Regions from separate parts of the Mus musculus genome. Here region 2 is linked to region 1. The links are chromatin loops, found by intact Hi-C in ENCODE. Cell type or tissue: heart. All regions are shown on one strand. Links, peaks and the distances in the headings refer to the core of each region. The heading gives the core; the rest is flanking DNA. Region 1 overlaps Cfap54 (cilia and flagella associated protein 54). Region 2 holds the start of Nedd1 (neural precursor cell expressed, developmentally down-regulated gene 1).

Region 1 (16,109 bases), core at 3,144-11,143:
TGAGTGGGTAGGGGAGTGGGGGGGGAGGGTATGGGGGACTTTTGGGATAGCATTGGAAATGTAAATGAGGAAAATACCTAATAAAAAATATTTTAAAAAAAGAAAAAGAAAACATATGGGGAAAAAATAGACATTAGCTCATCAATAGATAGGCAAAGAGAATAGAAAGGATCTGAAACTCCTAAGAGAATATACTTATTTTTTTTTACCTATTGCTTGAGCATCCTTTCTTATTGCTGTGATAAAAACACTCTGATAAAAAGCAACTTTGGGGAGGAAAGGGTTTATTTTAGTTTACATCTCCAGGTCCCACCGTCCCTCTTGAGGGAAGTCAGAGCAGGAAATGTAGACAGAACCCAAACCAGAAACCATGGAGGAGCACTGCTTGTTGGCACCTCCTTAACTAACTTCCTGTTATACAGCCCAGGATCACCTGCCCAGGAAACGGCACCAATCGCCTGCAGCCTGGCCCCTCCTGCATCAGTTAAGACAACCAAAACAAACTCCTGCAAACACATCTACAGACCAACCTGATAAAGACAGTTGCTGGAGAAGAGTCTCCTTTTTTTTTAGGTAATTCTAGGCTCTGTCAAGTGGACAGTTAATGCTGACTGAATCGCCCATAATTTTGTCCTTCAAATTGAAAACTCGTGGGCAAAAGGAGACATTCATACAGCAATGGGTTCCGATGAACTCATGTGTGAGATGGGAAACTGTGTGAGCAACAGCTCTCTCCCTACTGTCATGATGAAGACTGTGACAACGCATGCATCTTCCATCCTCAGACTCTGCTGCATCCCACCAGGAAGACCTGCTGACACAACAGCTGCGTAGAGCCCAAGAGAATGAAGTATGTCCAGTAGAGGGGAAGAGATGGAACCTGGAGGAGACAGGGAGCAGACAGGGGACAGGGGCAGGGGGGGGCTCCATAGTGATGCTGCTCTTAAAGAGTGGGCTCAGAGCTCCTGGAATGAGGACAGAGTTACAAGAAACAGAGATGCACTGGTCCAAGAGCCAGACTTACGGTCTGCTACCTAAGGAAGCTTAGGGATGTTGCTGATGCTGCCTAAAATGTCCTGCCTGGAATACAGTGGGATTCTATGCATCTGTTTCCTCAACTATCAAAAGAAATTCCTCATTTCATCACAAAGAGTTACTGTCTGAGGGGAACAATGAAATTTTAGAGTTATTTTAAGCTGACAAATAGTAATTGAATATATGTATGTATGTATGTAGTGTGTATGAATGTATGTATGTATGTATGTATGTATAACAGAGAATGTGATGTTTTGGTGAGTATATACATCATGGAATGACCTAATTGCACTAATTAGCATATTTATCATCTCTAATGTACACTTCTTTGTACTGGTGGCATTAAAGTCATTTCTTCCACTTGTTGAGGTACCCAAGTACTAAGTATTAAAACTCTCTCCTGCCTACCTCTAACTTAAATGCCTGTTGAACGACGTCTCTCCTTTCCCTACCCATCCCCAGCCCTGACATCTGTATCCACCCTCCTAGTCTCTACCTCTTCGAACTTGACTTTCTTAGAATCCATCCATCCATCCGTGAGCTCATACATTCATCTCTCTGTGACTGGCTTGTGGCTTAGTCCCTTCATGTCCCCCAGGCCTGTCCATAGGTTTCCCCATTGTTTAAGGCTGAATACGTCACCAAAGTGATGCTTGGGAAAACCATGTGATGTATCACCTCCCACCTCCTAGGTGGTTCATTATCAAAAAGATGTTTGGCAGCAAGTGTTAGTGAGGACTTGGGCAAGGGAGCCAGCCCTCTACGTTGCTGTTGACGCTGCTAGTTTGCAGAGCACCATAGAAATTCTAAACAGACTTAACAGCAGCCCCATTACTGAACAGACACTTAAAGGTGAAGAAGCCAACATGCCAAAGAGGTGTCTGTATGTTCCCTGACGCGTGTGCACAAGAGCAAAGATACCGAGGCAAGCTGTGCCCATTAGCAATGGCGGGATAGGTGTAAAGGTGTATTGATGTTTATAGAATAATGTAGAATAAAACTACAACCTGAACGCCCCCCAAGGCCATGCTAACCAGAAACATTTGGGGAAATAGCTCATCTTTTACTACTAATAGTTATGGTAATATATTTTAATGAACAGGGTTGTCCCTAAAACTAAAAACCTAACCACTGTCATGAAAACTGGATTGTACTTTGTTTTGTTTTTTTTTTAAAAAAAAAAAAGGTTTATATTAACCTAGAACATATAAAAACCCAATCTTTGAATGTAAGAATTAAGGGGGTTTAATAAGTGAGAGATTCCCGCTTTGGCCACTTGGCATTGTGGGAGAGCACCCATCAGCCTTCTTGGGTGACCTAAAGAACTGCAAATAGAGTGTCAATAAGGAGACGCAGGTCACTGCCCCCACGGAGCTTCTCATCATCCCAGGGATGTAGCCTGGACCTCACTTTATTAGCTTTCTATGAAAGTTCTGCCAAATGGAACCCAAGAGTCAAACCACTCCCTGGAGAAAAATTAGGTCCTGATGAAATATTCAACGCCTCACAATAACTCCACGGCTGTAAATTGGGGAATATATTAAGTTCTGAAGAAATCAAGATACCAGAAAACCATGAGGCAGTGTGACACACTACACCAGTGCTAGATGAATCCTAGCAATTCTCTCTATTTAATTTTCCTTGAAAAATGTGATCATATAAAAGGCCTGTGAGATCTCAGCTTATGATACTAATCAACTATTAAAAGAAAAAATAGCAGCACACAATAGAAATACAATACAATTTAAAAAGCCATCCACTCTAGGACCAGCAACAGGCTTTAAATTAAATACTTCAGACCTGGGTCAATGAGTCGGGTCTCTGTCCTGCTCATGGGTGACATGCTACCTCAGCAAGAAGGTTAACTGTGAGTAGCTTTATAACTGATAATGGTACTCAGTGTGTTCACTGAGAGACAGACGCTATGGTTAAACAGTTGACAAACGTAGCTCCATTGACGTTCCTAAGACCTGTGGACATCTTCTGACTGCTCTCACTTCACAGATGGAGTCACTTGCTCGGTACCACGTGGCTACAACAAAGAGCTTGACTCTGAACTTGGGTCCATCTCTATCTATTGACCTGATACGTTCCTTCCTATAAATTTATCCTCAAAAGAAGCAGCCATGGGTGCAGTTAAAGATTTACATGCTGTAATGTGTATTTTAGCTTTATATATATATATATATATATATATATATATATATATACTAACAAAATACTTTCAGTCCAGCAGTAAGGAATTACTAAGGATACTACAACATGTCCACAAGACTCAATATAGTGGTACATAAAAGAAGCCATAAATTCTTCAAAGGAACCTCATGCAGGCATGGGAAGGGTTGGGAGAAGGAGAGGGAAGTGGGGGATTATATAATTAACAATTTCAATAAGATAAAAATCATTAAAAGTACTTCATAGAAAATTTTCTAATCTAATAAGAAAAAATTATTCATTAAATGAAAATATATAAAACAGTATATATGGTTAAGAATAATATATAGAAATTGATATGTATGTGCAGGTATATATATATATATATATGCATGTGTAGATAGACTGGTGATAGACAGATAGATTATAGATAAGATGGCCAATAGGTAAATAGATGGATGTACATAAAATGAAAAGCAGTCTCTAGATGTGGGTTTCTCACTCTGCTGCTACTGACATGCTGTATCGGATTTTCCCCCCACAGTGTTTGTGATTGAACCTGGAGCCCTGTGCACACCGGGCAAGGATTCTCTTACTCCTGAGTTACATCCCCAGCATGTGTTGGGTACTTCTTTGTTGCAGAAGGCCGTCCCTGTCACACTGTATTCTGCTCTATCAGCATCCCCCTTGCCTCTACTCGCCAGACACCAGTGGCATCCCACTAGGTTGTGACAACCAAAAATGTCACGAGACATTGACAACATCGCCCCAGGGTGAGATCTGCTACTCTGGGTAGTAACAGATAGCATTTATTTATATGCATTGCCATAGTTCCCAAAACGTCTAAAATTACATTTGTGCTCCTGGGGGGAAATGTTCTATAGAAGGCAAATTCACTAACGGGGGAAGTAACGATTCATGTTTCATGAATTAAGCGGCAATCAGGGAAAATATGCATCGCAGGCGTTGTGGAGTTTCTACTCTGATCTTTCTTCCATTGGAAATTACTTAGCAAACACTTCACAGAAAAAAAAGAGGATAATAGCACCCGTCTCTTCTACCTGTGTCAGGTACATCCGAGCGGTGACAGCAGAGAGAGGCGGGTAAATGAGAATTGGTTTCGTTGTCTCCCCAATAGCATCACCAATGAGTTTCCCGCTGGACGAGTAAGCAGCGATCGCAAAGCAGTACTGTGCATTCGTTTCCAAACCTTTAATTTCAAAGAAGCTTCTGCCATCGGCTGGTATCTGTGAACGGAAACATTTCAGCTTTTACTCAGAAAATTAAGGCAGTGTGACTATTAAAACATAATTGGATAAACCTTTCTCCTTCGCTGTGGGAGCTTAGTTGTGACTCGAGTTGGAATTAGTGTCAATCCACGGCTGTAATGACTTCATAGGGGGAACGCACTCTCCGTTGTGGTTAATAAGACTTTGATAAGGCCTGCTGACAGAGGGGGTGACATACGTACCGCTTCTCCTGAGTTTGGGAGGTGGTTGTTGTTCAGCCTTACTTTCCCATAGCTTCCATCTGCTTTGCAACCCAAGATGCAGTACCAGGACGCCTGGAGGGGAGAGAGGCAGCTGTCACCTGTGCTCTGCGCTCTGTTTCACAGCATTCGGCCTCCTCTATCTGGATGGAGCAAAATCAACGATCTTCCAAAGAGAATGGTACACTATACTCGTGTGTTAAACTGCAAAGGTCTAAGCTTATACGCACCTCCGACATCTTGACAAAGTAACGACAAACATGGGGCTTGCTTCCCTGAGACAATCAAGACACACACACCCAGTGTGTGTGTGATGTATGTAGGTCAGAAGGAAGACTTGGTTGTCGGTCCTTGCCTTCTACCTTGTTTGAGATAGGACCATTGTTTTCCCCACATAAAAACAACAGACTAGCTGGCCCACGAGCCTTCAGCGCTCCTCCCAGCTCACCCTCCCTGCTCCACATAGGAACTCTGGCATTACAAACTCTCATGCCTGGCCTTTCCATACGTTCTGGGGATTGGAACCCAGATCGTATGCTTAGCAAGCGCTTTTACCTACCGAGCCCTTCCCCACGCCCACCCCCAGGCCCACATCATTGCCTACTTTAATCACTATTGCTGATTGACATTAGTAAGCTGGAATGTGCTTCCCTCGATATCCGCTATACACAGTGATGGGTCCCACAGAGACATTTCAGACAAGTACCCCATGCACTGTGACCACGCTCACACTTTCTCCTCCCCTCTTACTGCTCTCACTCCTTCGCCCAGTCTCCCCTCTGCTCCCGTAGCCTGCATGCATGCATACGTCAATGTGTCTACAGAAAAGCTGGAATTTAAGAATGGGAGACGCGTGCACTGGTTGTCTATCTGAGTCTGATTCATTTTCTTATGATCTTTGCCATTTTCCTAAAGAACAACATGAGTCATTCTTTTTATGGCTGAGTGAAACTTCATCATGGATGTATTCTGTTTTCTTCACCCATTGTCTGTTGATGGACACCTAGGCAGGTTCAAAACTTAACTATTGTGAATATGGCTAAAAACATAGGCATGTAAGCATCCCTTAATGTCTGCCTGCTACAAGCCCAGAACTTGGTGATACAGTAACAATGTGTTTTTGTTTCTGGGGACTTTTGACCCTAATTTTCACCATGCAAAGAAACGGGAACTAATTCTATTTCCACCAGCAGTGTGTAAGCGCTCCTGTTGCCTGCATCCTCACCAGCACTTGTTGTTATTTGTTTTCTTGTGACTGGAATGAGGCGGGATCTCAGCACTGCTTTAGGTGGCTTGCCTAAGTGGCTAAGAATAGTGAACATTTTTCATATGATTATTGGCTACTTTCAATTTCTCATTTGAGAATTGTCTGTCCATTTCTAGAGGCATGGGCATTTGTGAGCCACCTGGTGTGGGTGCTGGGAACCAAGCCAGAGTCCTCTGCAAGAGGCAGTAAGTGTTCTTAGCCACTGCACTCTTTCTCCAGCCCCAAACTTAAGCCCTTTATATAATCTAAACATTAAGCCTCTGTCAGTGCCATGACTAGCCAGGACTTCTCTCCTTCTATAAACCGCCTCTTCACCAGATTGCATCTTTGACTGTACACAGTTCTGTAATGTCATGCAATCACATTTGTCAAATCTTTCTTTGGCCTGAGCTATCCCAGTCCTTTCCACAAAGTTTTCTTCAAATACAGCCTGTGCCTAGATATTGAGGCGCCCTCCCCCAAAGAAAATTCAAAGTTTCAGGTGCCATATTAAGATCTTTGACTTATTTTGAATTGATTTTTTACAGCAAGGTTTAAGACTCTGGTCTCATTTTTCTTCATATGGACCCCTGGTCCTGCCCACACAATTTGCTTGCAAAGGCTGTATTCTCTCCAGCGTATGTGTTAGGCATCTTTGTCAAAGATCCTGCGGCTAATATTCACTCCATTCCTTTGAGATGGAACTGCTACTGTCTTGAGGAACTGAGATGCAGAAAGACCAGAGCATTTTAACTCAGAGCAAACAGACCCAGACATTAATGCCAAAGACAGCTTCATCTTGAGGGGACAAGATGAGAAAAGGGATCGCGTCTAAAAGACGTTCATGTGACATAAACACATGAGGAAATCAACAGGGGCTGGGAGAGAGGTGAGGCACTGAGACTCGTACAACCTTTGTGTGCAAGAAAACCTGAAGAAAACTCACTGACTCAAGCAAGAACTGGCATCTTATCTCCATGAGTGGCTCTCAACCCGATTCCACTCCAGGCTGTTTGTTTGTTAATTAGTTTGTTTGTTTGTTTGTTTGTTTGTTTGTTTGTTTGTTTGTTTGAGACAGTGTGTCTCTATGTAGCCCTTGCTGTCCTAGAACTCACTCTGTAGACCAGGTTGGTCCCAAACTCATTAGAGATCCGCCTGCCTCTGCTTCTAGAGTGCTGGGATTAAAGTTGTTGGCAGTCGCTGCCCAGCTTCTAGGTTGCTTTTTAAAAGAGTAGTTTGTACAGAATAGAATGCTCTCTAAAATGACCACTAGCCAAGCTACCCAAGGCTGCCTAGCTTCAACAAGTGAGGTTTTTCTGGTATACCTGTCTAATCCTTTGTGCTTCCAGAGAAGGGCTCTCAGGTGATTATGATACATGTGACTAATTAAGAGTGCCAGCCATCATGAGCAGGAAGGAGGAGAGAGAAAGAAGAGAGCTGAGGGGCTGGAGGCTGGAGGACAAAGGTAAAGGTCAGATGAAAGAAAAGGAAACACAAACTCAGAAATAACGGACTTAGCATCCCTTGCTTACCCACACAGAAAGAGTACACTTTCCGTGGGGGGGGGGGGGAAGTGGAGCCGGCGGGGTGCAGAAAGACTGTGTTGCATGACAGATTGTTATTGCTCTAAATTATACCACACAAAACCAAGAGCAAATTCTCTCTAAAAGCATTATTACAAGCAGATTTTATATTTTTATTTTGCTCCCAGTCTGTGTAACACAAAGAAGCAATGTGTAATTAGAATCTACATAAGAATAGAGACGGTGTGAACAAATCACTAACTTTGGAAATAAGATTTTATAGACAATGTAAGTAACATTAGCATTTGCAACTATAGAAACAGATTTTAATGAAGTAATGGCTTAGGAGGAGGCTTCACAGAGACAAAAGATGGCCAAACCAGCAAGCCAGAAAATTTACATGAGCCCACAGCACCACCTAGTGGTCATAGAGAGGAAGCAGCGGGCAAACTTTCCTGAACCAATTCTCCAAATAACTAATTTACATAAATGTTATTATATATGTGCCTTTAAAAAGCACGAGAGCTACAAGTCAAATATAAGGAGCTAATGTCTTCCTATGTTCATGCAACATACGATAAAACTGTCACTAAATAGTAATACTGAAAACAAATAATGGTTTGGGCTAAACCAAAATATTTGAAAACAAACACTAAATAGCATAACCCTCGTTCTGTACTAATTTTCTAAAACCAGCGAAGCCTTACTCTTAGCACAGGTTTCCAAAATCTCCAAAATTGAACTCCTAGTCCTAAAACATCCTCACAGCAGCAGTCGTATGTGAGATAAATGCTATTTCTCCTCCAATTTCAAAAGACAGAATAACAAAGAAGTGACAAAAACTGTTCTCAAGGGAGTCCACAACCATCCATCGAAGGTGCACGCCCATCCGCCTAAAGTCCACCACGTCCATCTACAAGATCACGCCCATTGAGCTAAAGTCCATTCCATCCATCTAAAAATCACTCTCAAGAATGAGTCACATCGCACCCGTGTTTAACTTGGTGCCTGTTAACTCACACAGAACTTGACAGCAGACAGACATTCAAAAGAAAAGAAAAGCTCATTGTATTGAATTAACAAAAAAAAATCACAAAATAATGCAATCCAGACTATATAACTCCAGTAATTGTTTTGATAAATTCTACTTCATGTGCTTAATAAAAGTAAATGAAAGTCGTTGGCTAATGTTAATAATGTTATATATTAGTTCAGTCTCTCTCTTCTTAAATGTCTCGAGCTGGCTGCGAGCTTGCTGTGGGGCCTGCGATGACCAGGAACTGATCTTTCGGCCTCCACCTCCAAAGCGCTGAGATTAAAGGCCTGTGGTACCACACCTAGTCTGTGCGGCTGAAGGGACAAAGCAGGGACTTCATCGGTGCTGGACAAACTCTCGACTAACTGCACACATCTCCAGCACTCCCTCACTTGGCTTCTTTTCACAAAAAAAAAAAAACATGCTTCACAAACGAGAAGCTTGAAACTGTATTTGGCCTTTGTAAAGTTGTTCTGTGGGTTAGCAGCAGAGCTAGAATTGTAAACTTATATAGGCTTGACTTCAAAGTCTCTGTGTGCAAAATGCCCTAAAGATAATCAAAGATAGGAATGAATTGTGGCCCAACATCAAAGGGGGCCTAAAAGAGCGATATTTAAAATATAAACTAGCTGGAGCTGATTTCTTGTTAGGAAATGAAATCCCAAGAGGTATTCCCATTTAGGCCGAGTCCGGGACTTGGGGATGGGAGATGAGGCTCGTTCTAATAAATGCTGAAAGATTTGCAGTTGAAGAGACATCTCCATTGTCTCTTGTTTCCACAATGACCTGGGGAGAATATACACAGAATCTCTAGACCTGCAACCTTCAAATTCTGTGTCCTGCTGCTTTGTCCCCAACGCTGGCTCTCGGAGGAGACAGCCTCCTCCAGTGTCTGATTCTGCTTCAGCTCTCTACCTTGAGCACAGTTTCACTGTGACAAAGGCACACAGAGGGAACTGTTTTTTCTCTTCCCGTGTGTTTGACATAGCTTTAGAAGACAATTCATAAAGGGAGAATATCATGAATAAATTAAGTATAGATAAGACATGAAAATACTAAATATCTGGTGTTTGGTGCTTATAAGTAAGATTATTTGGGTCCTGAGAGCGACAGTGGTAAGGGTTACTATAGTCACGGGAGCGCTTAGGTCGTGTGGCGTGGGGGCAGCACCTGGGAGGGCACGGTACCTTAACCTCTGAGATGAACGGCGCGGGCTTCAGGGTCACAGAGCAGTGAGTCCGGGCCAGCAGGATGGGTGGGGGAGGAATTCTGCTCTTCTTTATTTTTGAGCTCCCCAAGAACTTCTGATAGGAATATAGGGCATTTTGTTCTGCTTCGACCTTCTCAATTAAGGCATTCGCTTCCTGTAACGAAGTGTGAAAATAGAAAAATACATTTCAGGAGCTTGAGCCTTTTCTATATTTGCAGAATTCTCTTGTGGTAAACGCTCTCTTTCTATATACCGTTTCTTGAATCCCAGAGGCATACATACACATGTCACTATGGATCATGGGCTGGTGTTTGTAGGACTATTAAAAAAAAGACTACTAAATGAACGTCTTCGATGGAAACAGACGCGTATGTCTAAATGCAATGGCCATATATTATTAATGGGGGGCATTTTGTCTTTAAATCCACAAAATATCTACCATCAGACTTTATTGTGCTTTGAAAATTCATAACACAGATACCTGCATTTGCACTGATAAGCCACAATCCTATTCTTAGTACAACTTGCAATGTGACTCTCAAGAAATAAAGACTATTGATACATGTGGTTCATCAAAGGAGTGTCCTTGGGAGTTTATATCATCAAGATGTCAATTCTGTGATTCTGATACAGAGACAATACCAAACTATCAGTGCTAAACCATATTTAAAGTCAGATGAGCTGCATCAGCAGAGATGTGTAACTTCCTCGCAATACTAATAACACTAGTTAAAATAATAATAGTAATATTTTAGTCTCGATAATCATAGGCAGAACAGACATATGTCTTTATTTTTATAAGATATTTAAACAGGGTAGAGAGAGGGGTTTGGCAGTTCATTCTTCCAGAGGACCCACATTTCTTCCCAACCCCCATGTATTGGTTCACAACCTCTTGTAATCCCAGCTCCAGGGGATCCAATGGCCTCTCTGGCCACTGTGTGTACCAAGCATACACTGGGTGCTCATATTTACATCCAGGAAAACACTCATACACTTAAAATAAAAGTCATAACTATTTTTAAAGGTATTTGAGCATCTTAAATATCCACGACTAATTTTCAGAAACCCAATAAACTAGGAAAAAATCGTTAGCATCCTTAAAATAGTAAGTTCAGTTAATAGACCGAGTATTAGCATAGCACTCTTGGTGCTCACAATGAACCACTAAGGAAGTTTCCAGGGGAGCCCAAAAGGAGATGGAGGGCTACCATTCCCTTGCTTTTAGAAGCTCTGCCCTGTTGACAAATGCGAAAGAGAATCTCCTGCGACCAATGCCTGTTTACCAAATCCCAGGCATTCCCATTCTGCTCCAGTAAGCTTGTGTTGTTTCTCTCACAGGGGGCATGTAGGGTTTGAAAGAATCACATCTGGAGCTCACTGGATTTCAAGCCCGCTAAATAAATGCCTGGACATGGAGTGATGTTTTTATCAACTTCTGTTCCTGACTCTGAAAACATCCTCTAAGACCTATTGAAGGGCAAACTTCTCTGCAGGAATTTTTGTAATGGCTGTGAACATGTCTTCTGTCTGAATCTTCTGTAGATACTATACCTACCCCTCTATTTACCCTAAACCTCTAAGACCATTCACTTCTGTGCATTCCTCCCTTCCCAGAAGCATCACATCTTGTCAGCTGGTTCCAGACCTCCTGGAGCATCATCTCCACTGACATCTCTGACAGCCCTGGGTTCTGAGCACCCCTTCCTACTCGTCTTCGCTAATCTCATTTCAGTGGGTATCGTGTCGTATGTTATCTGCAGACCCAGATGGCCATCCCTTGTTCTGAATGCCCTGGTGATGGGAACAATACTTGGTTTATGTCTTTGGATTCAGTCGTTGTATTCTAAATGAAAGTCACACAGGGCTGTGATGGCGAAGAAGCGCGTTTACTACAATGCACTTTAAACGGATGCGTTCAAAGCACTCTGACTGGGTCTTGGCCAACTTTAAGAGGAGATTTCTGGCTCAGATTATGTGGCCCAATTTAAACCATGTTAACAGGAATGTCAACGTTTGTATCAAAAAGTAGTGAAAGAAACGTGCAAAAACCTAAGGCCTAGATTTGGGTTAAATAAATTCCATAACAGAACTCAAGGCAAACTCTAATGCCTGTTAGAAATAAAGCCTCAACTCGGGAAGGCTCCTCTTGCAGCTGCTGGGAGAGTTCATTCAGGAGAAAGTGCCTAGGGATGGTTTAAGGTCTTCAACCACACAGGAGGAGAAAGTATCTGAGGGGGAAGGAAGGTGGAGAACTCAAGAGGGAAAAAGTCACAGAACCCGCTGGGCTCAGTTTTAAAGGGGTGTTTCTAGAACAATGTTTTAGCAAACCAAGGTCTCACAACTGCAAAATCTGGACAACCATTCCAAGTCTTAGTTCAATACTTGCGTTCCCAGACAAGTCACGTGATGAAAAGAGCTAACCAACCTCCCTTTCCCGACAGCCCTTGGAAATTAGAAGGGCTTACCGAACCTAAAGGGAGGAATGACCCTTTTACTGACTGAAGACAGAGGTTAGCCAGGACCCTCAATGCGAGGGGACTTCCTCAGCGGTGCAGCAAGGCAGCAACCGTGCTTCCCATGGCCATCTGAGTGGTAGTGCGCGGCGTGAACTGAGGCCCTAAGACATTCTGTATAAATATAAATGTCTCTGCCTGTACTTTTCATCAGAGAAAATGAGACCTGCCTCTCTTCAAGAGTTTGCCAGTGCTTATGAAGACAGGCTGACATTAAATCCATTTGTCACACGCCTCACACCCACAGTGCATCAGAACACTAATGGCGAGATGTAATGCCATCTTGAGGGCATGATTAAGATGCACATAAGCAACGATCACAGAGCTGCGCTGATGGAGTGTCACGATCGCTATCCATCTCCGAGCCCTCCCTCGGGTGTGTCTGGGTCCCATCGTGAGGGCGTGCACCTCAGAAGGAGATGAGAAGTAGGTTACGTCTTCCCTTGAGAAACCTGGCCAGGACCATTGCTGAGAATGAACAGCGTGGTTTCAAAGACGAATCGAGAGAAGGCGTGGGGCATGATGTGTGGTCTTGCAAAGACGAATACAGACGAAGCTCAGATAATAATCCTAGCCAAATGCAAGTAGAGAGCAGGCTAATAGTGATAGCGATTATAATGGCAATGGCTAATAGGTACGGGATGTTCACCCTGTACCAAAAGCTAAGAATATTTTTTATGATCTCTTTATTTTTATCTTGTGTGCATTGGCATTTTGCCTGCATGTTTATGTCTGGATGAAGATGCTGCATTTCCCCTCCCCCACACCCCCGCCGCCTCCTGGAGCTGGGAGCCGGAGTAACACACAGTAGTGAGCTGCCATATGGGTCCTGGGAATTCAACCTAAGTTCTCTGCAAGAACAGCCAGTGCTCTTAACAGGTAAGCCTTCTCTCCAGCCCTTTTTTTTTTGAGCTAAGAATTTTATGTGCACCATTTCATCAAGTCTTCCTAAGAGCCTCCCTTTAATAGATGAATATTTTCAAGATGTAAGAGGACATCAATAACACAGGACATCGAATTAATCAGTAGCAGAACCAGAACCCTACCCCAGCTCCTGTATCCCATGCTACTACATCCAAATGCAAAGCTAAGCCAAAACACAAACAAACAAGAAACCCAAACACCTTTAGGAAGACAAACCAAATAAAGCTCTCCACACTTTACCTTTAGAAAAATCTCTACTATGTAACTATGCCAAAATCTGCTGTCGGTGTTTGAAACCTGAGGCTCAAACCATGATCTCATTAGAGGGGGGTCAGGATCAGAAAGATCTCTGTTCTTCCGCAAGGAAAACCAGTACAGAACAGACAGAAAGAACTGAGGGGGTCTCAGGAAAACAAAACAAAAACAAAAAACAAAAAAAAAACAGGTCTCAGGAAAAAAAACAAAAAACAAAAACAAACAAACAAAAAAAAACAGGTCTCAGGAAAAAAGAAACACTTCAAGAAAAACAAATAGGATCGAGCCAACTGAAATTCCAAATATAAGAAAAAGAAATAAACTCAGTTACTGCCAGTTAAGTTCACAGGATAGAGTTCTAGGCATAAATTCTGGAGATGTTAAAGCCAGGACGTATTAGAACTTCCAGTGGTTCTGGTTTCCTTCTTAGCTCTGTTCCCAAAATGGGATCACACAGTTGCACCCTGCCCCAATAGTAAACATGAATCTGCTCGGCCATAACGCTCCTTTGCTTAGAGACAGGATGCTACAGCCAGGGTTTGGCACTGTTGACTTTGTCTGTCTGCAGGGTTACTGAGGCTCCGGCAGACAGCATTAGGAGAAAACCCGACGCAACCGTTGGGTTTCTTTGCAAGAGAAGCTTCTGGGAAGATGAAATGTGGATCAGGGGGCAGAGGATTCCTGGAACGGGGTCAGAGTCTTCTCATCAGCACACAGACACATAGGTGGCCAGGCTCTGAGAGACCCCTTTCCTCAGCAAGGGGTCGCTTCTGGGAGATTACACTAAAACTGCACTCTTCTCACATCACTACAGAAGGCTCGGCTTCCAAATAGGGAGCAATTAATAGGCCCCTTCCACATCTGTAGAATCCCTATTCTATCTGATTATATCTAACAAGAAAGAGGTTAACTCCTCCTTCTGTGATATTTGGATGCAAGAAACAGCATCATAGCACATAACCCTGAAAACACTTAGGAGCGTCCATGTTCTCTTCCAGTGAGAAATGTCACCAGCTAAGGTCCTGAAAGGTCGTCTGGTAACCGCCTCAGTGAACAAACTGTCTGAGCCACAGAGTGGCTGCTCCACTCAAAGGGAGTAAGGAATCTGGGGGGGGGGGTGCTGCGTGCCACCCCTTACAATGGAGGGGCAGTGTGATATGCAGAATCAAGACAGATCAATACAGTCGAGCAGCCAAGGCTGGAGGACAGGATGAACACACTCCTCTAGACAAGAAGGGGAAAAAAAAAGCCTTCATCCCATTTGGGAAGCTAACATTATCAAAAGTCTGCCCTTTGTCTCTGACAACAAATTCGTCCATTTTTAATTGGTTTGGAATCACAGGCGCTTGATACAATTATATAGATCCACAAGGGCAGAAAACTTTTGAAAAACCAAAGCAGAGTATGAATTATTTACACGTTCCTAAGAGACTCAAGCTTTTTCATACCTTTTTTTTATGGTATCTGGTGACACATCAATTACTGATTTGGGGACAATTTTGTTACAAGACCATGATAAGGTAAAACATTTTGTGAGGTTCCTCAGTAGAGAATGATTGCCAAGGGAAAGAAGTTTATTTATCTTCTTTAAGGAAAGAAAGTTTGACAATTATTTGAGTCGTAACATCTCTGTTAAGGAGAGTGCCCCGAGGAGCCATTGTGACACCACAATCCTTGGATGCAAACTGCCACTGAGGAGCAGTGGTGCCTCCGGAAGACGCAGCCTGGGGTAAATATTCAACTCCCAGCTGGTAAACGTCTCTTGTTGGGGATCCTGCAGAGCCTCGCGATGCCTCTCGTGGGGCTACCGTGTGAGGACATTACACTCATAATTTTTCTGGAGTTCGAAACCGTCTTAGGAAATAGAAAGACCTGGAAACTTAGACTCCTTGCATCTCCACCATCTTCCTCCCCAACCTGGGTGGGAAGGAGAGAAACAAGAAGGAAATGGCATATTATGGAAGTAGGAAGAAAACTCCAGAGGTTTCCTTCTCCTCGAGCTCCAAAAGCATGTGGGATTGGTGCAGACAGCAAGTGTGTGTGTGTGTGTGTATGTGTGTGTGTGTGTGTGTGTGTGTGTGTGTGTGTGTGTGTGTGTGTTATTCTCCATAGAAATGGGACCAGAGTGCCAATGTCTAAGCAGGCAGCCACGAAGCATCCGCTGAGAAAACAGATCTAAACTCATCCAGAAATCTAACAAAGATCAGAAGCTACGTGACCTTATCGATTCAAACCACTCAATACTGCCACCAAACCCATCCCCAACTCAAAGGCTGGAAATGCAAAGGTTCTTCCCTAATCCTGAATGAACAGATGCCTCCACCTTGAACAGTGACGGCATCTATCCCTCCGAAGCCCTTAGCCTGCCGTGCAGGAGCTCTCCTGCCTTGCCATCCTTCCCCAGAGCCCCTCCTTCCCCTGCCACATGCATGCCCCTCCGAGTGAATGGCAAGCAGAAGGACCAGTGGGCAGCAGCAGCTCCTGGGACCTGGGGCTCTGCACTCATTGCTCTCTGATGGAACGGAGTCCCCCTTTGCAGTCGCCCTCATCGGTGGCTACTCAGCGTTCTTCAAGTCTATGTCCAAGTTTCCAAAGTCCTACTTGTTGACCTCAAATGCATCCCTCCAGCTTTCTCAGACTCTCAGTTTCTGGACTCTGGCTGGCTTTTACAGGGAGGTCCAGGTTTATGATGTTTCTGTCATAATAAAGTCTTCACCTTGA
Region 2 (16,109 bases), core at 3,467-11,466, 290 kb before region 1:
AACCTAGTGGCCTAGTCGTGCACTGACAAAAGGGGAAACAGAGAGAGTCCCTTCCTAATGAAATCTAAGGCCTAAACTGCTCTCCTAAATCATTATAATCTCACCTATCAACCTCTCGGTAACCCCACCTGTTACTGTATTATTCAGAGTTTAGATGAAAAATGTTTTTAAACAAAGACGCATAACAAACAAGTCACGGTCACTTAAGCAAAGCGAGATTGTAAGCAGGTTAAAAGCATGTAACTTACCCCTTCCGCAAGCTCCAAAAGTGGAACGGGCTTACATTTGCAACTTGACACCACTATTTTGTCACCACTGGAAGAAGCTGTCACTAGAAAGTTATCTAAATGAAGAGTTAAGCAGCATCAAGCAGTCCATGGGCACCCGGGACACCCAACTACAGTCTCAGGAGCACAGTCATGTAAGCCAGCATAGAGACCAGTACACAAATGCGGCTCATATACCAGCTTTCAAAATGATTCCGGCTACCAACTACTGATTCTCTTTTCCAGGTCTGCAGGGATAACCATCCCTCTGACTACGCTATCATTTGAAAGATACTTAGCCCATGAGAAACACTACTCCCTTCCCAGAGTGGGCCAGGTCTAAGTTTACCCTTTCAGATGTGAGAACATGAGAAATGCAACAAACAGAAATAATAATCAGCTTTTTCATATACAAAATCTGTTGAGGGACTATTCTATCGATCAAGCGCTCAGTATCATCTTCAGCATCCACATCACTTTCCTACTTCTTCCAACTGAAAAATGAAGACTGTTCTTTTCTCAGGATTAGAATCACTGCTGTAGACGCTTCAACTATGAATATATTATTAATGAATATTATAGAGCATATAGTAAACATGATTGGGTATGGTCAAATAAAATCTATGTATGCTATGCAAATTTGAATTATTTTCAGTTAATCTTAAAACTTTTATTTTACTCTATATTAATTATACATGGGTAATAAGTAAGTATAAAACAACATATATTAAACCAAAATGATTAAATAATTTAACCAAGAATAAGAGTCTGGTTTGGAAAGTCACAGCACGTTAAAATATCATAGTGCTTTACATTGATTTGTATGTGTGTGCGCACATCCACACATCACATTCCAAGGGTGAAAGGCAGAGGACAACTCACAGACGTCATTCTCTCCTCCCACCGACTGGGTCAGCTCATCAGGTTCAGCAAAGAGCATAGGAATTTTAGACTTTCTACTTTTAGTAAGCAAAGTCTATGCATGGAAACAACGGAAGCAGCTAGGTAATTCTTATTCCATTATTTTGACATTGTGCAGAGTATCCTGGTATTTTATGACTAGATCACAAGTTTTGGGGGGCTTCTGTAGCCTAGAACAACCTTCAAACTCCGGTCCTCCTGCTTCCACTTTGCAAAGGCTAAGGTTACAGGTGTGTACCACTGTGCCTGACTTAACATCATGCTTCCAATCAGGCTTCACTCCTGCTGGGCAAGCCTCTACCAACTGAGCTACACCCCAGACAGAGCACTACTTTAAAAAGATAAGAAAGTTTATTTAGTTTGAACCAGGTCTGAACTCCACTGGAGTCAAGGCTAAGAGTATCATCTTCTACCCTAAGAATGGAGTCTCCAAGTAGCAGCTAAGCCATCAACAGGTACCAATCTTCATAAGAACCGAGTCCAATTCTCTGGCTTGTGGACTGTCAAATGAATCAGCACAGTGCCGAAATCCAGAGCGAGTCGCCAATGCCCTCTCTCCTAATATAACCACAGGCTTGCTTTTGCAAGTGCTGAGTGGAGCTAGAGGGCAATCCACACACAGCATTTCTAGGGGAAATAAAATAATCTCTACCAACATATCGCCACAGTGGAAAGCCACTGGCTTCTTCTGTTTACCACAGAAAAAGAACCACAGGAAGGAAGGTAAGAGAGGAGAAGGTAGTTTCTACATTTTCTTGTAATTTTAGAAGTCCTAAGAAGTATGGAAACCAAAAGAATAAAGGAAACTAACTTCCCTGGCACCTCATACTAACCTGTTCTTGGAATTTATGCACTGGGGCCCTGACTTGCTGTGTCTGGAACTCTGCTTTTCAGTAGTAACTAAACCATGGCCTCATTAGGAGTACAGATAACATGAAGCTCTCTACACAGACAAGACGAGCTTCTCAAAGTCACACAGCACTGCCTCACTGCCACACTACGGAATGCACTTGTACTGGTCACAATCCCCAAAACAAAGATAAGCAGGAAAAAAAAACAAAAAAACATCCTATTAAGAACTGTTTCTTTTCTTCAAGGGACCCAGAAAAAAAAAAAAAGTGAAGCTGTAAATACAATCAAAACCTAAAAATAGTGAGGCCCAACTTCAGACGCTTGCCACTCTCCTTAAAATAGTTTCCACATGACAGGCTGGAGAGTCCTTCACAATCTGATTAATAGAGTATCCAAGTAATTGGTCTTACTGCTTGCATGCAAAAACTGAGGAATGATCAAGAGGGAAATGTAATTCAATAAGAAAAGTTGTCATTTGTTATGTATGTGTAAGAACAGTCGTTTGAGATTAAAAACACTTAATATGTTTGTTCATAAATCAGTCATATTTCAAAGCCCTGTCAGTTTCCCTTTCATTAGGGAGAGTATTAATACTGTGATACTGGTAAAATCTAGGCAATTCTTAACACTTCATGGTTGTATCAAAACGGTATGTGTTTCACAGAAGACTCATTTCTAGCACACCAATGGCAGAGTATTTCCACATCTAGAGAACTAAAAGCGCTACATCTGCCACTGAGGTCCCCAACTGCAGGAGAGTCTAGCTCAGGAGGCATTTGGATCAGCACAACTAGGAGTTACAGGCTCTCGTGGTTGGGCAGTAGAGGCCAGGGACACTTCCTAGCACCCTACGGTGCCCAGGAGAGACCCCATAACACTGAATCGCCACCCCAAAAAATGTCAATGACATCTGACGAACCCTAACTTTCAGGTTCCCTTCATCCCCCATTCGAACAGCCAACACAGGGAACTTACACCCACGCTGCCTACTGTGAAACGACGCTGTTTTCCTCACAGATGGGAGAGGAGAATCCGAGCACGTCATCAGTAAGATGTGGATGACACACGACGACTTCTGAATCTCCTCTCCACCCCGCTTATACCCCCAAGCTCACGGACTTCCACATCTGACTCACAAATATCCAAATGGAGATGGAAAACAAAACCCTCACTGTAAAGTCTCATAGGTGCTCTGCTAGTCTTACCTAACTCCACACATTCAGTAACTGTAGACAATATAACTAATTCTACCGCCTGCATCTAAAGACTAATTGTATTCAGAAAATTAGAGTGAGGTTGAAGTGGGTTGCAACTACAAATTTAAAAGAAAATCAACAGGGAAAAATAGAATGCACGCATATGGATTATTTTTATCAGTGTTTTTTTGTTTTGTTTTGTTTTGGTTTAGTTTTTTGTTTTGTTTTATTTTAAATCTCAGGTAGCCACACAAATATTTTTTTTATGGGCCAACAGTTTCACAGATCATTGAAAACTAACAAAAAGTGATTACTTTTTTTTTTAAAGGATACTATTGCTGCTCCAACAGATTGAACTGATTCCATGCGGTGACGTGTGAGGGTTGAATTTATCCACCAATGTCAGGAACGAAGCATCCCATATTTTAACGTCATCTCCTGATGAAGCAAATCTGAGGTTTTCCTGCATGACTGGGCCTATAAAAAGTTCAGAACATTATTTAAAACACAACTACGGAAAAGCAAGTTTTCAAAGCTGAAATGCCCCCTGATCTAAGGCAGGGATGTTACTTGTCCATTTCTGTCCACCTTTCTACCAAGCAGCACACACAGAAAGTATGAGTGACTCAAACACCAGCCAATCACATACACTTAGCTCATCCTTCCAAGAATCCCCTCTGCGACTACGAGAAACCCAACCTCCTCCTCCTTACAGGACAGACATGCCAATGTGGCTGCCCTACACATCTTGCCTGAGCCACCAGATCTAAACACCGGCCTTCTTCATGTCTATGAATCAAGCCAAGCCCATCCTCCACTTAGTGTCTCTTCACCTGCTGCCCCCCTCTACCTGGAAAGCTCCCCATGTTCCCCCAAAACCATCTCCTTATCATTTAGGCCTCTGCTCAAAACATCTCTGCTTCTAAAAGGTAAGTTCCCCGCCTACTGTGGCAAAACCCACCCTTTATCAGCAGCTACCCTATATTCTAGCACCCAATTCAATGTTGTTCATGGAACTTCTACTCTCTTCTTTGTTCCCATAACAATGCCCGCCTCCTCACACAGGAATTTTGAAATATTCCTGATCCATACTAAGTACTCCGCAGGGAAATAAACTAAGTAATGTTCTCATATTTTTTTAATGTGCTATAATCTAGCCATCCTGGAAGTCTGAATCCCACTGTGCCAAGTTTTCCAAACTCTAAAATTAACAACAAAGTTAAATAAGTTGCCACTGTATCCTAAAACCAACTCTTGGTCCCAGACCTCTGACTTTTTATTCAGTGTGATGTTCCCAGCACATAAATCTGACAGAATGATGCCACAAGCCAAGGCAGTCTAGACAGAAAGCAGAGAGGCTGCTCCAAGCACTCTGAAGGGCAGCAGTACTGTGAAAGACGGTGTATTTAAACATACAGAGGAGAGAAAAGGCAGAGAAATATGCTCTCACACTCAGTATGGGTGGTACCATGGTACTATTATTACAGGGCCGGCAGTGGTGGTGGTGCACGCCTTTAATCCCAGGCAGAGGCAGGTGGATCTGTGAGTTTGAGGCCAGCCTAGTCTGTGGAGCTAGTTCCAGACAGCCAGGGCTACACAGAAAACCCCTATCTCAGAAACAAAACAAACAAACAAAAACAGCAACAAAAAAGAGTACTATACTACTATCCAATTAACAAACTTGGTAATTCAATTTATCCTATTGCCTGTCTGAAGACATTAGATATATTAACAATGAGTTTGAATGAAGTGGGTTGCAACCGATATTTGTTTAGATAGAAATAAAATCAATGGAGAAAACTAAGGCACAAGCAGATGCTAGTTTTTAATTCCTGTGTGTGTGTGTGTGTGTGTGTGTGTGTGTGTGTGTGTGTGTGTGTTTAATCCATAGTGTTCCTGTGTGTGTGTGTGTGTGTGTGTGTGTGTTTAATCCATGGTAGCCACACAAAATATGTTTCTTTTTATAGGTCAACACAGTTTCATTGATACTTGAAGTCTAATAAAAAGTGGTTACTTTTTTTTTTTTTTTTTTGGTTTTTTGAGACAGGATTTCTCTGTATAGTCCTGCCTGTCCTGGAACTCACTCTGTAGACCAGGCTGGCCTTGAACTCAGAAATCCGCCTGCCTCTGCCTCCCGAGTGCTGGGATTAAAGGTGTGCGCCACCACGCCCTACTTTTTTTTTTTTTTTTTTTTTTTAAGGGATGCTACGGCAGCTACAACACACTGAATTGATTCCATCTGGTGACATAGGGGGCTGAATTTAACCAAGGTTAAAGGCCAACAGTGGTCAAAGACACGCCCCCACATCATCAACAAAAGCATCATACATATCTGGGTTCCAGAGGACAAACTAAAAAGCATAAGGCAGAAATCATTGAGTCTCAAGAGGAAAAATAAATAAATAAATAAAGTTTATGGAAAGGATTAAAACAGTTATTTGTTGTGCATATTTTTGGATACAGTAGTGTGTGGGGTGGTTCTGAGTTAGAAGGGACCCCTAGTAGGTGAGGCTAAAAACTTGCAGAGTCACCTGTTGAATTGTAGACAATGTTTCTATTTGGTGACTAAAACACTTACTCAATGCCCCTTGTTCCCCGGCCCATGGAAAAACACAGGGTAGAAAAGTTGAACTCTGAAGAACAGTAAACAGCTGCAAGCTGCTGCTACCCTAACCCCACACAAGGAGCCTACTGTGCAGTGTGGTGCAATGAGTGGATCAAGGCTCTTCAGAAGAGTTAAGCGACCCACACAGCTTCAGTGAGGCTGACTTCACGGAGACCTCTCACAGTCCCTTCGCTTGGCTTCTGGGCTCTGACATCAGTCCCCGGGAGAGGATCCCGGGAAAGAAGAGCGACAGCGACCAACTGCACTCTCTGCTCAAGAAGAGTTCTCGGGAGTTGCACCCCTAGCCCAGGGCGCCTGCGCTCAGCAGCTACGGGCGAGCCAGACCCGGGAGTCGGGGTGGACGAGCCGCTCGGGGCAGCTTGGCCCTTAAATCCGGGGCCCGCGACCCGGTCCTGTCCTGTCCTGTCCTGCCCGGTCCCCGGCCACTTTCCAGCGCGCGCGCGCGCCCGCTGCCGCCCAACGCAGGACCGAAGAGGCTGACCTCGGGGGTCCCCGGCCCAAGGCCACCGCGCTCACAGAGCCTCCCTGTCAGGCGGAACCTCACCTCTCAAGCGTGGGGCCACAGGGGAGGCCCAGCTCCACCCGTTCCTCGCTGCGCTTCCGGCTCCCGCCTGGACTGTTAAACTTGGGCGGCCGGAAGTCCCGCCTCGCATGACGTCACGGGAAAGGCGGTGCCCCGAGCGCTCAGCCCGCGGGGGTGCTGGGTGGCCTCCCACCCTGGGGCGGTGCAGAGGAAGATATCCTAGCCTGTAGCTACTGCTCCTTTATCACTCATTTGTTTGCTGGCTACTGTGTGCCAGGCGCTGAGTTAGGCTGTGGGTGTGCACTTACTGTGTTTAGCTTGAAGGGACAAGAGGTCAGTCAACACGCAGGTTCCCTAGCCTGCTGGAGATTACAGTCTAGTTAGGAAGTTAATATTAACACTTCTGTAGGGAAAGGGAAGGCAAGAATAAAATGCCAGGCAGTGGCGGTGCACACCTTTAATCCCAGCACTAGGGAGGCAGAAGCAGGCAGACTGCTGAGTTCTAAGCCAGCCTGGTCTACAGAGTGAGTTCCGGGACAGCCAGGGACTACACAGAGAACCTCTGTCTTGAACAAAACAAAACAGAAGAATAAAAGATGGGGAATTCACGGGCAACTCTCAGTTCCCACAAAAAAAGGTGTCACAGTTATCACAAAGAAGAACGCTCATAATAAAGGCAATTAACATGGTTGGTTTAGGAGAGGATTACTTGAGAGGAAGCCAAGAAAAGCTGCAGGTTAAACATCTAACTTCAAAGGGGTGTGGTGGTACAAGCCTTTAATCCTAGCACTCAGGAGGCAAAGGCAATGGGATCTCTGTGAGTTCAAATCCATCCTGGTCTACTGAACGAGTTCCAGGACGGTTATACAAAGAAACTCAGTTTCAAAGAGGGGAGGGAATGGAGAGGAAATTGTGGCAGGAGTGGGAGAAGGAAAGGAGGGGAAGAGAAAGGAAGGGGTGGGAGGGAAAAGGAGGAAAGCAGAGGAGAGGAACATCTAACCCAAAACGAACCCTAACCCTGAGAACAAACCCAGTAGTGACTTCAGCCTCTGAGCTAGCCATCTTCACATCCGCAGCTTCACATGCTGCTGTTCAGGTACATGAACACCAACTCAGTGGTTTTTTGGTTTTTTTGTTTTTGAAGGAAATGTATTTCATGGTAGAAAGGGGCCAATGAACTGAGTTTTCCCAACATTCCTGCTAAAAGATTGCTCTGTTGAGAGTTCTTACTTCCATCACTGATAGCATGTTCCTATGGAAAGTGTTGCTCCTTTGTCCCAGGTGCACACCGGATGTGTTTCTCAACTGGATACATAATGTCCCAGTTATCTGAACCCATATCAAAAACAACTGGAAACCTAAGAAGTGCCAATCCCCACCTCCCCTAGGAGAAAAAGAAGTCTCTCCAGCTTCTGGAAGCTGGTGAGGAACAACCATAAAATGAAGACGGGGAGCAAGCAGTATATGCCTTGTGTAATCTGCAGCTGCTTTTGGTGTTATTAGCTGATTTTTTTTCCTGGAATTTGGCCTAAAATGCTGAGATCTAAGTAGGGAGAACTGGAACACATGAAGAAAAGAATGCTTGAAGCAGAAAACACAACTCTCTAACACTGAAACCAGCAAGAAAGCTTAAGACTGGATTATGTGGTGGGGGGAAAAGGTAGACACTAAGACTATTCCTGCATTAAAAGTGAGATGTTTCATAACAATAAAAGTAAATAAACTGGGCACAATAGCTCACTCTAGTAATCCCAACACCCAGGAAACTGGGGCAGAAGTATTGGTATGAGTTTAATGCAAGACATTAACTGAAAACAAAAGTTGTTTTGTTTTGTTTTGTTTTGTTTTGTTTTTTGTTTTGTTTTGTTTTGTTTTTAGCAAGGGCTCTTACAGGAACAGAACTGACGATATTTATAGAAAATCTTATTTGAGTGGCTTATAGGCTGCACTGGCTAGTTTTGTGTCAACTTGACACAGGCTGGAGTTATCACAGAGAAAGGAGCTTCAGTTGGGGAAGTGCCTCCACGAGATCCAGCTGTAAGGCATTTTCTCAATTAGTGATCAAGGGGGAAAGGCCCCTTTTGGGTGAGACCATCTCTGAGCTGGTAGTTTTGGTTCTATAAGAGAGCAGGTTGAGCAAGCCAGGGGAAGCAAGCCAGTAAGGAACATCCCTCCATGGCCTCTGCATCAGCTCCAGCTTCCTAACCTGCTTGAGTTCCAGTCCTGACTTCCTTGGTGATGAATTAGCAGTATGGAAGTGTAAGCCGAATAAACCCTTTCCTCCCCAACTTGCTTCTTGGTCATGATGTTTATGCAGGAATAGAAACCCTGACTAAGACACAGGCCATAGTCCAGCTAATCTGACAATGGAAAGTCCCAGAATTCAGTAGCTGTTTAGTACATACTGCTTGATGTTTCAGCCAGTCTTGAATATATGTCAGAATCCTGAAGAAGCAGGCTCTACTACTAGTGAAGGAATGAACTTGCCAGTAGAGTGAGGGCAAGCAGGCAAAGAGCAAAAGCATTTGTCTGCTTAAACAACAAGCTTGTTCCTTTCCTGGGCTTCCAGGAGAAGGTGTGGCCCAGATTTAGGGTGTGTCCTCTGAGATCTAGTGATTCTGATTTAAGGTGGTCTTGTGACCTCAAGTGATCTGGATTTAAAGGTGGGTGGGTCTCCCTACTTCAAAAGATCCCTCATAGATGTGCCCCAATGGCTTCAGTTTTTAGTTCATTCCAGATATAGTCAAGTTGACAACCGATAGCCATCACAGGGGCATATCCGCCATTCCTGTTGAAAATTTCAACAGAATTCATTCTTATCTGGGGGAGGGGGAACCACAGGAGTAATGTAGAAAGTTGGGATACTTCCAAATATCTGCATTCACAGAGGACTCTACCCTCCCCCAACTATTGCAAGATTACCATTCTCTTCAGCAACATATCTGTAAACAAAAGGATGAAAAATGAAGCAAGTTGTAATAGGTTTTGAAAAGAATGTGTCTTACAGACCAGGTTTTCTAATCCTAAAAATGCTAAACATAAATAGAATATAATAAAGAAACTAGTGAAAGACCCACAAGTGAGGACTCCCCCATGTTCTGACACAGGAGAGGCAACACCCCAAATCACTCACAAGAAACGGCCTTGATGCAAACCGCAAGAGGACTTTTTATTCCAGGAGCGCTCAGGGGCCCTCAGTCATACACCATGCAGGGGTAGAGGACTGTGGACCCCGAGTAGCTGGGAAAGGGGTTATTTAAAGGAAAAATACACAACCCAAGGGGGTAAGGAGGGCATTATTAGAAAATGCCAAACATACCAGTGAAAAATCACACGGGGGTACTAAAAATCACAAGGAGAAACTCCCTGCTTCTCAAGATTGTTATCAAGATTTTAATCTAACTTTTGTGGTTGTCGAGTTCCTGGAACAGAGTCACTGAACTGGCTAACCTACATTCTCAGTGCAAGGGGGTCTGAATTTTTCCTGGCCTTTCAGCTCCTCACATCTTCTAGTGCCTAGTTCTAATCATAGAACTAGACTAGAGAAGTTCCAAACATCTGAGAATTAAACAACTGTAAGTCCTAGACAATCCTAGATCAAACTAAAAATAAATCACACACACAAAAAAACATTTAACCAAATGACAAATAAAATATAGCCTAAAGATCAATGTAGGTTTGGTGATGTACATCAGCAATTTCAGGCTGAGGCAGGAGGATGGCAAGCAAGAAATCCAAGCTTAAGGCTAGCCTAAGCAGCTCTTGAGTTCTAGCATAAGAAATGATACCAATAAACACAATCATTAGGAAGAAGTCCAGGGAATACCCTAATCTTATTTGTTAAAGACAATATGACTCAGGTTTTAACAATTAGAAAAAAAACATTAAAAGAAACAACTATAAACTCATACCCCTTTATATATAAAACGTGTATGTCTACATGAAAATAAATTCAATATTATATGAAAGGGATTATGCACCATGACCAAATAAGTTTTATTCCTGAAATACAAGATTGATGACAAGGATCAACATAATTGAGGTAAGCTGACCGGTTTTACTCTCTCTGATTCTTCAGACACAATCCACTATATCAACCCTAGCTCTGCAACAAAACAACAAAAGGCTCCTGCCTTTACCTCCTGTCTGTACCTCCTAAGATCCCACAGACCATCCCTAGGCTCACACCACCACCCCCTATCATTGTGTTCCCTGTGAAAACACAGAAAATAAATAATCTTAGACCAGCAAAAACAAAAGGAGAAACACACCCCAACACACACACCACCACTACCAACAACAACAATGACAGTAATTAACAATCCTTGGTCATTAATGGTCATTAATATCTCTCTATATCAATGGTTCTTCAATAAAAAGATACAGATTAATAAATGAATGCAAAAACAGGATCTATCCTTCTGCTGCATCCAAGGAACACACTGCAACATTGGGGCAGACACTACCTTGGGGTAAAGGGTAGGAAAAAGATATTCTAAGCAAATGGACCTAAGAAGTAAGTTGTTGTAGCCATTTTAATACAAAATAGACTTAAGCAAACTTAAGCAAAGTTAATCAAAAGAGATGGAGAAAGACACTTCATACCCATCAAAAGGAAAGTCCACAAAGGTGACATTTCAATTCTTAACATCTATGTCACAGACACAAGGGCACAATTTTTAAAAAGCATGACGATAGCTTTATTCACATATTGACCCTCACACACTGAAAGCAGGAGAATTCAATACTCCTCTCTTGCCAATGGACAGCTCATCCAGACAGAAACTAAACAGAGAAATGTTGGTGCTAACTAACGTGAAAAACCAAATGAACCAAACACAGATCTACAGAATATTTTACCCAAACACCAAAGAATATAACTTCTACTCAGCAGCTCATGGAACATTCTCCAAAACTGACCACATACTCAGACACAAATCAAGTCTCAATAGATACGAGAAGATCAAAATAAATACCTGCATCCTAATCCACGGATTGAAGCTGGATATCAACAACAACAGAAACAACAAAAGGCTCACCAACTCATGGGAACTAATAAACTCTCTACTCAATGAAAAATGGGTCAAGACAGACAGATAGAGACAAACAGAAAGAAAGAAAGAGAGAGAGAGAGAGAGAGAGGAAGGAAGGAAGGAAGGAAGGAAGGAAGGAAGGAAGGAAGGAAGGAAGGAAGGAAGGAAGGAAGATTAAAGACTGTAGAATTCAATGAAAATGACACAACATACCTCAACTGATGAGACACAGTGAATATGGTCCTAAGAGCAAAGATCATATCACTAAGTGCATACATTAAAAAAGAAAGACTGAAAATGGAGAGATCTCATACTACCAAATTAAGAACATACCTGGAAGCTGTAGAGCAAAGAGAAGTAAGGACACCCAAGAGGAGCCAACAGCAAGAAGTAGACAGTAAACTGAGAGATAAGATCAATCAAATAGAAACAAAGAGAGCAATACAGAGAATCAGTGAGACAAAGAGTTGGTTCTTTGAGAGAATCAGCAAGATAGACAACCCCTTATCCAAATGTACTAAAAGACAGACAGACAGACAGACAGACAGACAGACAGACAGAGACAGAGACAGAGACAGAGACAGAGACAGAGAGAATCCAAGTTAAGAAAATCAGAAATGAAAAGAGGGACATAAGAACAGACACAGAAGAAATTCATAGAATCATAAGAGCATATTTTAAAAACCTGTACTCCACCAAGTTGGAAAATCTAAAATAAATGAATAATTTTCTCAATAGTTACCACTTACCAAAATTAAATCAAGATCAGATAAACAATTTAAATAGAACTATAACCCCAAGTGAAATAGAAGCAGTCATTTAAAGATTAAAAGTCTCCCAAACACCCCACCCCACCCCAAAACAATCTTATGACCAGGTGGTTTTAGTACAGAATTCTATCAGACTTTCAAGGACGATTTAACTCCAGTACTACTCAAATTGTTCCACAAAACAGAAACAAAATGAACATTGCCCAATTAATTTTATGAGTTCACAGTTACCCTGATACCTAAACCATATAAAAACTCACCAAAGAATTGCAGAGTAATTTTCCTTGTGGACATAGTTGTAAATTATTCAATAGATTACTTGCAAACTGAACCTAAGAACACATCAAAAAGATCATCCACCATGATCAAGTAGTCTTCATCCCACAGATGCAAAAATTGTTTAACATACAAAAATCAATAAATGTAATCCATAATATAAATAAACTGAAAAAAAAACCTACATGATCATCTCATTAGATGCCAAAAAAAGCCTTTAAGGAAATCCAACACCCCTTCATGATAAAAGTACTGAGAAATTAAAGATATATGAGGCGTGCCTAGACATAATAAAGGCAATTTATAGCAAGCCTATAATCAACATCAAATTAAATAGAGAGAAACTCAAAGCGTTTTCACTAAAATTAGGAACAAGAAAAGGTTATCCACTCTCTCCATATCTATTCAAGATAGTACTTGAACTTTTAGCTCATGCAATAAAACAGCTGTAGGAGATAAAGGGGATACAAATTGGAAAGGAAATGACAAAGTATCGTTATTTTGCAGATGATACGATGGTATACATAAGTGACTCTAAAAATTCCACTAGAGAACTCCTACAGCTGATAAACACTTGCAGCAAAATGGCTGGAAAGAAGATTAACTTAAAAAAAAATAGTAGTACCCATATGACAAACCATGATAAACAAGCCTAGAAATGAATCAGAAAAGCAATACCCTTCACAATGGCCTCAAAATATAAAATATATTGGAGTAACCCTAACCAAGGAGGTGAAAGAGTTGTATGACCAAAACTTTAAACCTTTGAAAAACTAAATTGTGTGATAACTCCAGCTAATACTTGCAGTGCCATGTAAGAACGTTGAGAGACGACATTTCCCATTCTTCCCGGTCTTCAAGAGAGAAAAACTTGTTTCTCATTCTTATGTAAAATATGATCAATATCAAAGTTAGCAAAATATGACTATGTTCTCTATTCAGCTGAGAAAGTATCTCTCTATTCCTGGTTTATTAAAGGTGTGTGGATGATGTAATTAAATTAATTAATTAATTGAAGAATATATCAGAAGATGAAAAAGATCTCCCATACTCATGGACTAGCCTAGTAAAAATGGCCATCCTACCTAAAGCAGATTCAATCCCTATCAAAATTCCAACACAATTCTTTACAGACCTTGAAAGGAGAATTCTTAACTTCATATGGAAAACAAAAACAAAAAAAGAATAACAAAACAAAAACAAACAAACAAGAGTAGCTAAAACAATCCTAAACAATAAAGGACTGTTTTCATTCCCGATTTTACTGAGCAATAAGAAGAACTGCATGGTAATGGCAAAAAAAACCAGACATGCTAATCAATTGATTTAAATTGAGGACTCAGACATAAATTCACACAGGTATGGACACCTGATTTTTGACAAAGAAGCAAGAAATACACACTGATTAAAAAGCATCTTCAACAAATGGTGCCCATCTAACTGTGTGTCTGCATGTAGAAGAATGCAAATAGATACATATTTATTTACTTATCTATTTATTGTTTTTTTTTTGAAACAGGGTTTCTCTGTGTAGCCCTGGCTGTCCTGGAACTCACTCTGTAGACCAGGCTGGCCTTGAACTCAGAAATCCGCCTGCCTCTGCCTCCGGAGTGCTGGGATCAAAGGCGTGCGCCACCACGCCCGATTTAGATATGTATTTATTATCCTGTGTAAATCTCAAGTCCAAGTGGATCTAAGATAGCAACACAAAACCTGATACAGTGAACGTGATAGAAATGAAGGTGGGAGCAGCTTTAAATGCATTTGCACATGAGACAACCTCCTGAACAGAACACCAATAGCACAGGCACTAAAATCAACAATTAACAAGTGGGACCTCATAAAACTGAGAAGCTTCCATAAGGCAAAAGACACTGTCAATCAGACAAAGAGATAGCCTACAGAATGGGAAAGGTTTTTGGTTTTGATTTTGTCTATTTTTCTCAACTCCACATTTAATAGAGCTCTAAAGTCTTGCCTGGTAGTGGTAGTAGACACCTTCAATTCCAGCACTTGGAAGGCAGAAGCAGGCAGATCTCTGAGTTTGAGGCCAGCCTGGTTTACAGAATGAGCTATAGGACAGCCAGGGCTACATAGAGAAACTCTGCCAGCTATCACCTCTTGGACACACCCAACAGATGTTTCCTCCTACCACAAGGACACGTGCTCACCCATATTCAGATTAACTTTATTCATAATATTCAGAAACTGGAAACAACGTAAATGTTATCTCATCTGAATGATGGATAAAGAAAGCATGCTACATTTACAGATTTATTTTTAAAACGCAGCTGTCTAAAAAACTGCATAATGAAATCTGCAAAAAGAATGCAATTTTTAAGAAAAAAAAATCAAGCTGAGCAGTGGTGGCGCACGCCTTTGATCCCAGCACTTGGGAGGCAGAGGCAGGCAGATTTCTGGGTTCGAGGCCAGCCTGGTCTACAGAGTGAGTTCCAGGACAGCCAGGGCTACACAGAGAATCCTTGTCTCGAAAAACCATAAATAAATAAATAAATAAATAAATAAATAAATAAATAAATAAACAAACAAACCATTCTGAGTGAGGTAACCAAACCCTAGAAAGCCACATATGGTAGGTGCTCCCTTAAAAGTGGATGCTAGCTTTTAAGTAGGTGTATGGGGCAAGTGGATCATGCCAGCAGACAGAACTGGTAAGGTTGAGGAGGCTCAAACCCAGGGGAATCTCAGGATTGAGAAAGGCAGGAATGGGGCAGCTCCCTGCCAAGCTCTACTTGTTCAGGAGCATGTGATCATGGCATCCCACAGAGAGGGCCATGACAATCTTGTAGGGACAATGATTGAAGTCCTTCCCCATGCAAACAGAGCATCCCTAACATCTCAGACTGAGCCAATGGGAAGCATTTACCCCTGGATCCCACCCTATTCACAAAATGTTTATAAGGTCCTTATCCACATGGAATAAAGCACAGGAGTTATTTCACCAAGAATCATCTGAAAGTGACTGTTTTATTGAGCTGTAACACTATGTAAAACTTTGGGTACGCATTCATGGCTGGACCTCAGTCTGCCTAGCAGGTCTGGCATGTATGTACCCAGTACCTTCTGCAGTTCACAGTTGTCTGATGTTCGCTGTTGATTCTAGCTACATCGGGATATAGGGAGGGAGAAGGAGAGAGGGAGAGAGAGGAGGAGGAAAGAGGGAGAAGGAAAAGGGGAGGGAGAGAGAAAGGAAAAGGGAAGAGAAAGGGAAGGGAGGGAAGGTGTACTGGCTAGTTTTGTGTCAATTTGACACAGCTGGAGTTATCACAGAGAAAGAAGCTTCAGTTGAGGAAATGCCTCCATGAGTTCCAACTGTAGGGTATTTTCTCAATTAGTGATCAAGGGGGAAAGGCCCCTTGTGGGTGGGACCATCTCTGGGCTGGTAGTCTTGGGTTCTATAAGAGAGCAGGCTGAGCAAGCCAGGGGAAGCAACCCAGTAAAGAACATCCCTCCATGGCCTCTGCATCAGCTCCTGCTCCCTGACCTGCTTGAGTTCCAGTCCTGACTTCTTTCAGTGATGAACAGCAGTATGGAAATGTAAGCTGAATAAACCCTTTCCTCCCCAACTTGCTTCTTGATCATGATGTTTGTGCAGGAATAAAATCCCTGACTAAGACAGAAGGGG

Evidence for each region. Peaks named below come from ENCODE experiments on the same cell type or tissue, not always from the same donor. Only the 100,000 strongest peaks of a DNase experiment are listed, where the experiment ranks them.
Region 2: it touches region 1 in a loop (2.7-fold over the local background); 5 of 42 quality-filtered maps call a loop at or near these places.

What each region holds. Positions count from the first base shown.
Region 1 is chr10:93,006,765-93,022,873 of GRCm38, forward strand. It overlaps Cfap54 (cilia and flagella associated protein 54), which reads right to left. Exons shown (of 68, transcript NM_001347060.2): 20 at 9,671-9,847; 21 at 4,661-4,753; 22 at 4,251-4,436. Among named protein-coding and RNA genes, the nearest start is that of Gm40739, 60 kb to the right of the region's middle. In heart, for the core only: a CTCF peak has its summit at 7,880 (motif pointing left); no DNase peak of the experiment used is centred there.
Region 2 is chr10:92,715,918-92,732,026 of GRCm38, forward strand. Nedd1 (neural precursor cell expressed, developmentally down-regulated gene 1) reads right to left here and starts at 6,501. Exons shown (of 15, transcript NM_008682.2): 1 at 6,406-6,501; 2 at 3,569-3,712; 3 at 249-343. The coding sequence starts at 3,704. In heart, for the core only: no CTCF peak of the experiment used is centred there; a DNase peak (open chromatin) is centred at 6,504; H3K4me3 peaks cover 1,614 bases; H3K27ac peaks cover 1,868 bases.